2 separate regions of the Homo sapiens genome follow, and region 1 is linked to region 2. Evidence: chromatin contacts called from ENCODE Hi-C or POLR2A ChIA-PET data. All regions are on one chromosome and are shown on one strand. The core of a region is the stretch at or near the end of the contact, and the rest is flanking DNA. Distances in the headings are between cores, read along the strand shown.

The links. Hi-C counts contacts between places; a loop is a spot of excess contacts on that map. ChIA-PET counts read pairs that join two places held with the same protein, here RNA polymerase II (POLR2A). Pooled maps may share reads with other maps.
Region 1: a pooled map shows a loop between it and region 2 (1.9-fold over the local background). The contact joins two enhancer-like sites. A Hi-C loop is called at or near these places in 1 of 168 maps with a recorded cell type or tissue (Caco-2), 1 of 37 single-sample maps with no recorded cell type and 3 of 50 pooled maps. POLR2A ChIA-PET finds 5 or more read pairs at or near these places in 1 of 52 experiments (AG04450).

The regions. Positions count from the first base shown.
Region 1 is chr5:65,392,592-65,398,602 of GRCh38, forward strand. The region is part of intron 7 of ADAMTS6 (ADAM metallopeptidase with thrombospondin type 1 motif 6); the gene reads right to left. Among named protein-coding and RNA genes, the nearest start is that of ADAMTS6, 86 kb to the right of the region's middle. Within about 2 kb of position 1,625, at least 3 of the 41 ENCODE cell types and tissues checked have a DNase peak (open chromatin) inside an H3K27ac peak, as active enhancers do.
Region 2 is chr5:65,099,538-65,104,963 of GRCh38, forward strand. LOC107986419 (a long non-coding RNA gene) reads left to right here. Exons shown (of 3, transcript XR_001742682.2): 3 at 1-283. Among named protein-coding and RNA genes, the nearest start is that of CWC27, 330 kb to the left of the region's middle. RefSeq lists enhancers at 2,952-3,452, 3,453-3,953 and a silencer at 3,435-3,724. Within about 2 kb of position 3,899, at least 30 of the 41 ENCODE cell types and tissues checked have a DNase peak (open chromatin) inside an H3K27ac peak, as active enhancers do.

The sequences.
Region 1 (6,011 bases), core at 375-2,874, 290 kb after region 2:
GTTCTTGTTATATGACCCCATTGTTTTATTTAGCACTGACCCTAACCTATACTCCTGAAATCAGCCACTTCTCTGAGAAGCCTCCTTTTCTTTGCAAAGTTAAATTATCTTTAAATATTAGAATTTAAAGGTCACTTTCAGAAGGTTCTAACACTTTGGAAAAACCAACATTATAAAACTGCCTGGTGATTTAAAATAAAAAATCTCTTCGATTGTTTAAGAGTTTAAATGTTTTAATTATCCAGCAATCTTACAGCTATCTGAGACATGATAATCATGAAATATTAAAATATTATATTTTACATGTCTTTCTAACTTATCTGGAATCTCAAGATGTGAGTAGTATACTCTAAATACTCCCTGCCAACTCTACCAAATTTTCTCAACATTTGAAGTTAGCAATGCTTTTATTTTTCCTGTTAAAAACTGATTTTCAAAATGTGCTCAGTAGATCTCATTTATAGTCATTCATTGCAAGCCAACTTTGAAAATTAGTTCAAATACTCAAGCCAAAAACATTATTTACCAAAACTATCCTTTCTCCATAGAACACAAAGGTAGGAAGCTAAAAAGAATGTCTTATTACTCTCTAGGCTTAAAATATTACATGTATTGGACATATGGAAAGTTGGCCAGTTGAACAATTGCTTAAAAAAGTGTGTAGGAAAAATGTCATTGCAAACTCCTTTTAAAAATGTGTACCCCTAAAACTGTTTTATTGCAATCATATTTCTTTAACATAATCCTTCCATGAACATATGCCAATTTAAGTATATTAATGCATGTTTGTATCCATACTTGTTATGCAAAAGCTAATGTTTATATCCATAATTTTAACACTATGACCTAGCTCTCATCATTTCTCCAAATGGCTGAATTATCATCTGAAAACTTGTAATTCCTTGAGGTGTATTAGGACATTTCATTATGTAAACAGATCTCTACAATTTTTGAATTTTTTCTTACACAAAGACTCAGCCTATAAAAAATCAGTGCCTTGGGAAATAAAATTAAACATCCTCAATGCCTGTCAGAGTACAAATGATTCTCTGAGCATGAATTTCTGGAGTTTTAATGCAAGTCAGTAGCAATGCTTTTTTTCTATTTAATATGAGCTTTCCAAAACAATATTTAGGAGCCTATCTTTTGTTAAGAAAGTAAGATGTCAAGAAAAATTGCGAGTTTTTCTTTTTCATTGTATGTGTAAAACAATCTTTCCAAAATGATGTTGATTTTAGGTTTAAGAGGATATAAAAAGAGGAGTTCTGTTACTTTTAGTTAGCTTTTATTTCTTTCTTGTTCATTTGTGTCAGGAAAACTGTGTAGCTGCAAAATAAAAGGAAGAATAAATCATTCCATACAGTGGCCCTAGAGAGGTCAGGTAAATAGGGAGCAAAAGCTATATATGAAGTGACAGAGTTAATCATTCATGTGGCAAATTTTTTTTTCCAAAGATGGTCACAATAGCATCTCCCATCCACATATAATGTGACTTTGACATTCTCCTCAAGAGGCAGGATCTATGTTTCTTTCCCTTGATTCTTGGCAGGCTTGTAGTGTCAGAGGCTAAGTCTTACATCACAGTCCAGTTCCCTTGTTTCTCTTGCAACACTGGCCTTTGGAGCCTCCAAGCAAGCAGGCTGGTTGCCCTGAAGCCAGCATGCTGGACAAAAGCCCAAACTAGTCCACTTGGAAAAACCACATTAGGAGAGAAAGATGCCCGGCCATCCCCCAGCTGCTTCAGTCCCCTGCTGTTTCACCTCCAGTAACAGTCTAACTACAACTGCATTAGAGACCTAGCCAGAACTGCCCAGCTGAGCACTTCCCAAACTCCTGACCCAGAGAAACCACGAGCAATAATAAAAATGATTGCTGTTGTGTTAAGCCACCAAGTTTTGGGGCAACTTATCACGAAGCAATAAAAAGCTGGACATGTCAGCATTCCAGATAGTGAATAATGAATAATAACATGGATTGGGTTGAGGAGGATTGCTCAAGTAGGGAATTAAGGTATGGAAGTCATGCTGAATGTTCACTTAATTCTCATTCAAGTTTCCACAGGGCTCTCAGTTTTCTTCAAATTCTCTTCAATGATATGGATCTAATATAAAATCCAAAGGAAAAAATCCATGATGCATGTGTGGTAAATCTAACTTAGGTCTACTAAAAAGAGTTAGCAGCAGCATTAAGTAGAGCTATGTTTCCAGTATTTGACCCTCCAAACTTACAGAGTCTTAGCTTCTGTCTTATCTACTCTAATCTAGTAATAATATTATATATAGTAAGTTTAACACTTGATAATTTCCAAAGTGCTTTCACGTACCTGATTTCATATGATCTTATAAATAATCCTATGAAGTAGCAGAGCGTCATAGAGAAAAAAACTGAGTCTCAGAAAAGTTACAAAAATTGCTCAGGATTAAGGAACTAGGGGAAAAAGTATTTAATTCAAGCAAGTAGAAGACTAGACCTGCTACCCTGATTTGGGAGCCAAGATCTAAGTATGTGTATGGAACACACATGATACATTATACTCTAATCACTGACCATGTGACACAGAGTCTGTGTGTGCCACTCTCTAAGGAACCAAGATTCAGGTGTATATTAAACATTATGCTCCTAAGTGTTACACTATTTTGCTTTTTAAATACCCTCTTCTGAAAATCTTGCATTTTTATTATACTCTGGATAATCACTAAAGACTATCCCAAGGACTAGTCTCAGGAGCCTTGTAATTTTTTAAATGTTAAACAAAGTAGGTGCTATTTCAAAGTCCTTTAAGGTTTGATTTAATGAATGCCAAGCATCTCAAATCCACAGGAAATTTTTTTAACACAACACTGTTGGATATCTTCTGAAAAGGAAAGTTAACATATGCACCAAATGGAATTCTCATTTGGTGAGCTCCAAGATACTGCTTGTCAGACAGAGGAGGTTTCTTGCTGTTGCTGTTGTTTAGTGTGCCCAAACACTGAATATTATTTATACAAAAAAACAAGCTTTTAGAAATTCTATGCCCTGTTCTTTGCCACTAACCATGCCTCCCCAACCATTGGAATAGTTCCATCTCCTTTTAACAACTTCCCATTAAACCTCATGAACCATATCCTGTACTTAATGGGCTGTTAATATTTTAAAGCTTCTGTAGTTCTACTGTAAATCCCTGGTCCCATTTGCAACATTGAAAAGATATACCAAAAAAATCGTCCCAGCCAATGATACAAAGAAACAATATAACTTAAATTTTGACATTCAGCAATAACTTGTACTATTAACAATAGACTCAATCATAACGGTGTAACAGGCACAGTAACTATGACAGCTATATATCTGAAAACACTAAGTAGGGTTGGGAACATACAAACATTTAACTGGCTTCAAGCCACATACTTGTCACATTAGCCCAGCATAAGCCACAATACACTTGCTTAATCACTAACATGGCACTTCAGTTCTTAAAAAATAAATACATAAAATTAAGGTAATATGCCAATAAAGTTTAACCTGATTATTTATTTCATCATAGGAAATTTACAGAAATAAAAAAATGAAGTAAACTAGTTAATTATCTCAAAAAAAGCAAACTAGAACTCTAAATACATTTTGTACAACCTTCCTTTTGGGGAGAAATTGAATAAATAGTCCAAAGGATATCATTTCTTGTTTCTACTCCTGTTTTTATGCATGCATACAACCCTTTTAATAATTATTGCCAAGAATTAGAATGCTGTGACAGTCTTCATCTAAATTCAGAAAGAAACTTTAAAATAAAGTTTATAGGATTTCAAATGTCTTGATTATGCGATAAGAAAGAAAACAACACTACTCTCTGATTGAAACAGACAGATATTTTCTGTCTATGGCCACCCAGTTTCTCTCCTGGTTACTCTTAATCTAACCCATCTCATCTGTGCTGTCAAACCATCACCTCTTTCCCACTCCAACCCTCTGGCTACCTCTCCAGTCACTAGAGATTTAGAAGCAGAAAGCATCTTATCGTCCATCGGATAAGTACTCAGAAAATTCAGTCTTCACTGATTCTGCCTTTAGAAAACACTAAATACATCTTTTAATGGCTAGGACGCTGTTTCATGGCTAGGACATGGTCATGATATGTCATTCTTTTTATACATTGCTGGATTCTATTTGCTAATATTTTGTTAAGAATGTTTGCATCTATGCTCATAAGAGATATTGGTCTGCATAAGACATTTCTTATAATGTCTCTGTCAGTTCAGGTATGAGGGAGATGCTGGCATCATAGGATGGGTTCAAAAGCATTCTGTCTGCTTCTATCTTCTGAGAGATTGTAGAGAATCAGTATAATTTCTTTTGTAAATATTTTGCAGAATTCACCAGTGACTATCTGGGCCTAGTGCTTTCTGTTTGGGAAGATTATTAACTGTTGGTTCCATTTCTTTAATAGCTAAAAGGTCTATTCAGATTGTCTATCTCTTCTTGTGTGAGTTTTAGCAGACTGTGTCTTTCAAGGAATTAGTACATTTCTTCTCTGTTATCAAATGTGAGAGCATAGAGTTGTTCATAGCATTCCATTATAACATTTTTAATGTTCACAGGATCTGTGGATGTTCCCTCTTTCATTTCTAGTATTAGTAATCTGCGTCTTTTTTTTCTTAGGCTGGGTAAAGGCTTATCAATTTTATCTTACCAAATTTTGGTTTTGTTGATTTTCTTTATTGACTTCCTGTTTTCAAATTTATTGATTTCTGCCCTAATTTTTATTATTCATTTTCTTCTGCTTACTTTGAGTTTAATTAGCCCTCCTTTATCTAGTTACCTAAAATGGAAGCTTAGGTTTTTTAAGTCTATTTCCCTTTCTAATATATGCAACCAATGTTATAAATTTCCCTCTATGCACTGCTTTTGCTGCCTCTCATAAATTTTGGTAAGTTATGTTTTCATTTCATTTAGTTCAAAGTATTTTTAATTTCTCTTCAGATTTTTCTTTTGACCCATGTGTTATTTAGAAGTATGTTGTTTATGGCCAGGTGTGGTGGCTCACACCTGTAATCCCAGGATTTTGGTAGGCCCAGGAGACCAGATTGCTTGAGCTCAGGAGTTCAAGGCCAGCCTGTGCAACATGGAGAAACCTCGACTCTACAAAAAAAAGAAAAATCAGCCAGGTGTGGTGGCACATGCTTGTAGTCCCAGCTACTTAGGAGGTTGAGGTGGGAGGATTGCTTGAGCCCAGGAAGCAGAGGATGCAGTGAGCTATGATTTTGCCACTACACTCCAGCCTCAGTGACAGAGTAAGACCCTGTCTTAAAAAAAAAAAAAAAAAAAAAGTATGTTGCTTAATCTCCACATATTGTTTGGGGCTTTCCAGTTATCTTGCTGTGATTGATTTCTAGATTAATTCCATGTGGTTTGAGAACAGATATTGTATGATATCTATTCTTTTAAATTTGTTAAGATGTGTTTAATGGCCCAGAATGTGGTCTGTCTTGGTAGCTGTTCCATGTGAGCTTGAGAAGAATATATATTCTGCTGTTATTGGATAAAGTAGTCTACAGATATCAATCATATCCAGCTGATTGACGGTGTTGTTGAGTTCAACTATGTCCTTACTGATTTTCCAGTTGCTGAATTTGTCCATTTCTGATAGAGGGGTGCTGAAGTCTTCAACTATAACAGTAGATTCATTTATTTCTCCCAACAGTTCTTTCAGTTTTTGCCTCCTATATTTTATTGATCTGTTGTTAGGCAAATATACATTAAAGATTGTTATGTCTCTTGCAGAACTGACTCCTTTATCATTACGTAATACCCTTCTTTATCCTTGATAACTTTCCTTGCTTTGCATTCTGCTCTATCAGAAATTAATACAGCTGGCCGGGTGCGGTGGCTCACGCCTGTAATCCCAACACTTTGGGAGGCCAAGGCAGGCAGATCACTTGAGGTCAGGAGTTCGAGACCGGCCTGGCCAACATGGCAAAACCTTATCTCTACTAAAAATAAAAAAAACTAGCTAGGCATGGCAGCACGTGCCT
Region 2 (5,426 bases), core at 2,649-5,148:
CAAAATCCTTAAGGATTTCCCTTATTCCTTATGGATTAAGAAATCCTTAACCCATAAGGAATAAGGGAACTCCACAAGGAAACTTTTGTAAGAGATTTCATGAGAAATGCCAGGCCTGCCTTTGGGTCAATGCACACTCACTCCCATCTCCTACAACCTGTGGCTGCAGTACTCACTACCGGCCAGTTGCAATCCAAGATCGGAATGTTGAGTCTGACATGCTGCGACGTTTATAACCATCCAAGAAGAAAAATAAAATAAACCAAAAAACAGCTTTGTGGCCGGGCGCAGTGGCGCAAGCCTGTAATCCCAGCACTTTGGGAGGCCAAGGTGGGCGGATCACGAGGTCAGGAGATTGAGACCATCCTGGCTAACATGGTGAAACACCGTCTCTACTAAAAATACCAAAAATTAGCCCGGTGTGGTCGCAAGCGCCTGTCGTCCCAGCTACTTGGGAGGCTGAGGCAGGAGAATGGCGTGAACCTGGGAGGCGGAGCTTGCAGTGAGCCAAGATTGCACCACTGCACTCCAGCCTGGGTGACAGAGCAAGACTCCGTCTCAAAAAAAAAAAAAAACAAAACAAAACAAACAAAAAAACAGCTTTGTTTAGTACAAAACATTACTAAAGTAGTATTGTTGCCAGAAAAAGGTATCCTGATCCAGGCCCCAAGAGAGGGTTCTTGAATCTCACACAGGAAAGAATTCAAGGCAAGTTACAGTGTACAGTGAGAAGAGATAGTTTATTGAAAGCTACTCAGATACAAAGTAGGGCGTCCTCAGAAAGCAAGAGGAGGAATATATCATCTTTGTTGTAAATTCTTCTATAGGGGTCTTATCTATGTAAAGTTTAAGCTAAGTTATATGTATGTGTGGGTGGGCTGACAATGTGACAAAATGTATTACTTTGTTGATATAATGGAAGTTATCCTTGGCATTTTAGTGTGTGGGCACATGAAAGCATGGCTATAATCATCTTAAAAGTATATATTATCCTGTGATATTGGTGCATCTGGGCATTTTGTCGTCATAGGAGTTTGTTCTTGCCGGTATTATGAAGCTGCTTCCTTAGCTGTAAACATCTTAGGACATGGTCATGACCGTGCCTTGTTAGATTTAAGATACAGTTGATTTTAAAATGGTGTCACCCTGGCTCTCCTATGCACCTGTTTACCTAACAGTATCGATAAAAGATACTTAATAAGTTGGAACAAAAAAGTTGGCTTAGGAATAACATAAAGTCACCCAGAATATTTCATCCTTAAAGAGATTTAACAAGTATTTCCTGAGCACACCCACCTCCATCTCCTTTTGAAGTAAGAAACACCATTTGCAGTAGAATGCTTCATTTCCTGAGCATCTGCTTTGTGCCAGCCACAGCGCTAGACATGGGCATACGGCAGCTTTACTGCTGCTCAGCTCCTGTGTGCCCATCCTCTCTCCTTGCCCTTCCCCATCCTCATCACTCCCCACGATGACTCGGAATTCACCCTTCACCCACAAGCCTGCCTCCCTTGATAACCTGGTGAAGAGTGATATGGACACAGGAGGTAATCAACAAATACTTGTTGAAGGAGTGAACTTGAGGAGAATCCAAATCTTCAGATCCTCAGGCCTTCAGCTCATGACACATAGAGAAACAGTCACTGGTCCCCTGGGAAGCAGGGTCCTCCAAAGCTGTCCACAACACCACCTGGAAAGGGGAAGAATTCCTTTCTGGGTGAGCCGCACACCGACTTGCACCAGGGGGCAGAGTGAGCAGCACTTTTGGAGTTTGACCTGGAGCCAGGGCCTTTTCAAGGGAGTCCTCCCGGAGTCATTTGAGACCTCCCAGTAAAACAATATGTTTTCTGTGCTTCTCAGCACATTCATGTTTCTAGTCAAAGTGCTATTGGGAAATGTTAACTTTTTCTACCCTTGAAGGAACAGTGGCCGCTGAGAGACGGTGTGACAAAATTGTGCTGAGGGGTCTTCCAGTCTGAAAGGCCAGTTCCAGGAAGCCTACAGTGGGAAGTAAAGGCCAGTTACAGTAATCCCATCATTGGGAGGTATTCTTATTTTTATGTACCAAGAAGACAGTATAATATTTAGAGGACAGTAAACCCCAGACCCACACTGTTCCATTAGACTCTTCCTTACTAGGTCGGAGGCAGCACTCGGGCACTGTAAGCCTAGCTTTATCAAGACATAATTCAGAAATGCAAACGGAAGAAATTTTACTGCAAATGGTATTTCTTACTTCAAAAGCGAGAACTGTTTTCCCTTTTATGGTATCTTAGATATCCATTTTTTGAAAATGTTTTCCCAGCACATTACAAATTACTTCAGAGTTGGGAAATGCTCCTGCTAGGAAGAGGCTGAGTGCTCGGAGGGTTGGTCTCGAGTCCCGATCAAAACATTGTTTATTTGGGCAACTACATTCTTCTGTCAGTAAGGCCTGGGGAGTTTACTATTAATCCCAAATGTAAACCTCTGTTAGAGTTGCTTACAAAAGGCGACTACTATTTAACTCTTATGTTCACAGCACATCTTGTTAATTCCTCCAATAAAGGAGAACTCAGCTCTTGCGTTTGAAATTTCCAATTTTTGGTTAGGTGACCTTAAACTACTTCACCCCTGATCTCTACTCCCATCTTTATTCTTTCTCCACTTACGGTGGGACTTCCCTAGAAAACACCTGAGGTTTACCAATTTTAGAGGGGACCGAGGGAGAGGCAGGAAATGGTGCCTGGTGAGAGCACGCTCCCTTCCTGTCTCAGAGGGTTGCTGTCTGGACGGGAATTGAAGAAGAATCAGAAATACGTACTGAATTAGGATTGCTAGAGTTAATAAAACAAACGCACACGAATTTTTGTGTGGGTCATACTCATGCTCAAAATTTGTCGTTGTCTATCTGATATTCATATGGAACTCAGTGTGCTGTATTTCAGCTGGCAACCCTTTACTGAATGGATAACCCAGATTTGGACGAAACAGTGGCTGGAAGGTGGAGGCCCTCAAAGTCTCAAAGAGAGAGGTCCTCAAGATTTCTTTTCTAGGGCATCCTCTAGTACTCAGGGTAGAAACACAGAGTCTGTGGTGGCCTTGGGGGCAAAGACGAATGTGTCCTCTAAGGCTGGCCCACCATGGGGAGGAATCCGTGTTGAATGGAGACAAAGAGAGGTGTTAGGAAGCAGCACTGGCGTCCTGCTTCCTCTCCCTATGGGTTCCCTCTGCCTTTCTCCCTCGTCTCTCCCGGAGGGCTCTCTCCCCTCCACACGCCTCCTCCCCAAGAAACCAACATAAGATAATTCTCTTCACTTTAGTTCTCCTGTGCCTGGGTGTAGATGGGAATAAAGCGATGAACCTACGGGGCGAGCGGTGGGCAAAGCTTTCTGTGTATTTGCAGCTCAGCAGTCGAGCGTCCACCCCAAGCTGCATAAACTTGGGTGCCCTCGCCTCCGGCAACCCCGGTGCTTCAGTGCTCCCGACCTTTCTCTGCCGCCCCTCGCCTCGGCGGCCGCCGGGAGCGGCTGTGGGGTGCGCCGGTCGCCCCGGGCCCGAGCGGGAGGAGAGTCCCGCCCCGCCGCGCCCCGCCTCCGGGCGCCCCGACGCTGCCGGCGCGGACGCCATTGCTGCGGCCGCTGTTTGTTATTAAACTGCCCAGAGAAAGGGCTTCGAGTAAAAACACCAACTTTCCAGTCGGGGCGGCGCAGGTCCCCGGGCCCTGGAAAGTTCTGGGACGGCCGAGGTCTCCCCGGACACCCGCACCCACGCCCCCGTCGTGCCCTTTCTGGCTTTTGGCTTCCTCTCCTCGATTTCCCTTTTGTGCGGCCCCGGGCAGCTTCCTCAGGCCCCGCCGCCCCCACCTGGCCGCCCTGGGAGCTGTTCCTCCCCCAGCAGCAGGAGCATCCAGCTCGGGTTTTATTACCTCCCGAGACACTCGAGGAAGCCTCAGGTGGGTTTCCATGTCAACCTTCACTGAAATCCAAACATTTGGCGTTCTCAAAGGCAGTTTAACCTCTGCCACCATTTTTTTTTCAAAGCTTAAAAAAAAACCTAGAACTTTCAAAAGCCGCAGGCTTCTGGGGGTTTCTAGTCAGAGGGTGATAACACATCTTGAGACAGGATATGTATAATTTGTTTGGTTTCACGTTTATCCTCACAAAGCTAAACAGTAATGACTGAGAGCTATGAAAACACTTAGGTAAGGAGAGGGGCTAGAGCAGAGATAAAAGGGATAATTGGAAACAGAGGCGAAGCCTCCAAGTTGCACCTTGTTGAATACTGTCACAGCCGGGCAGGCCGGGGAGCTCATGGCAGGATGCGGCATCTCTTAATTCTGGGCACTCCGCAGCCTCTCCTCTTCCAAGGTTTACTTACGCAAGCTTAGCTGCAATTTTCCACAGATACTCGTCCTGGTTCCGGGCCACCTTCCCCAGTAAGAGACCTCCTGAGGCGGGAGCTGGGGGTTGAACATGTGGTGAACACAGGTTCCAAGCTTTGGAACAGGCCACCTGGAAATGGGAGATAACCTGTTGAGATAAGGGATTTACTGAGGCCAGGGCGCACTGTAGGGAGCGGGGAGCAGAAGGAGTGCGGCTCCACATGTCCAGTCGTGGGATGCAACTGGGAGGTAATATATGAGTCTAGTGAGACCACACGGGGAATACTATGTTCCTCATTGCCTCCCAAGGAAGATGCACATAATGAGCTGGCTGCCTTTCAGAGAAGAGCAATTAGGATGCTTAAGGGGCCACAGGGAGTGACTTAGGGGGAGAGATTAAAAGAATTAAGTATGTATACCTTGGCTGAGCTCAAAGCACAGGGAATGTGGAAACTCTATAAGCATCCTCCGAATATAAACATAAGGAGAAGTGGAATTGTTTCTCATGGTCCCTGAGGGATGGAACTGGAAGTAATAGGGTAGAAGAAAAGAAAACTTAACTACCTGCTAGAGAAAGCTGCTGAGCAGTCCCAGATACCAAAAGTGTCAGAGTCACACCTAATATTTTTAGAAATAAAGTCAACAAAGGAAGACACGACATGATAGGAGAAAAATACGTTTAGATAACAGGGACTGGTCTCACAGGGATGCTTTGAAGGGGTAAGAAAATAACACAAGTCAGTTTCTTTTAGGGAGTATCTGAAACCTTTGAAGGCTGCCTACTAACTAAAGTTTATTACCAGGTGTTTTTGCCTGGCATTCAAAGCCCTCTCCATCTGGCCAAGCTTACCCTCCTAAAATAATCTGTCATCAGTCCCCAACATAAGCACATCTCCTGAGTGCTCCTGGTGTAGTTCCTCCTTTGCGCGTGAAATTCCTCCAACCTGAAATTCCTCTAACCCGAATTTCCTCTCTCCAATCCCAGTGTCCAGCTATTCAAGTCTTACCCACTTTTTAGGGTCTACTTATATCCTACTTCCCCTGGCTACCCCAATCCATAATG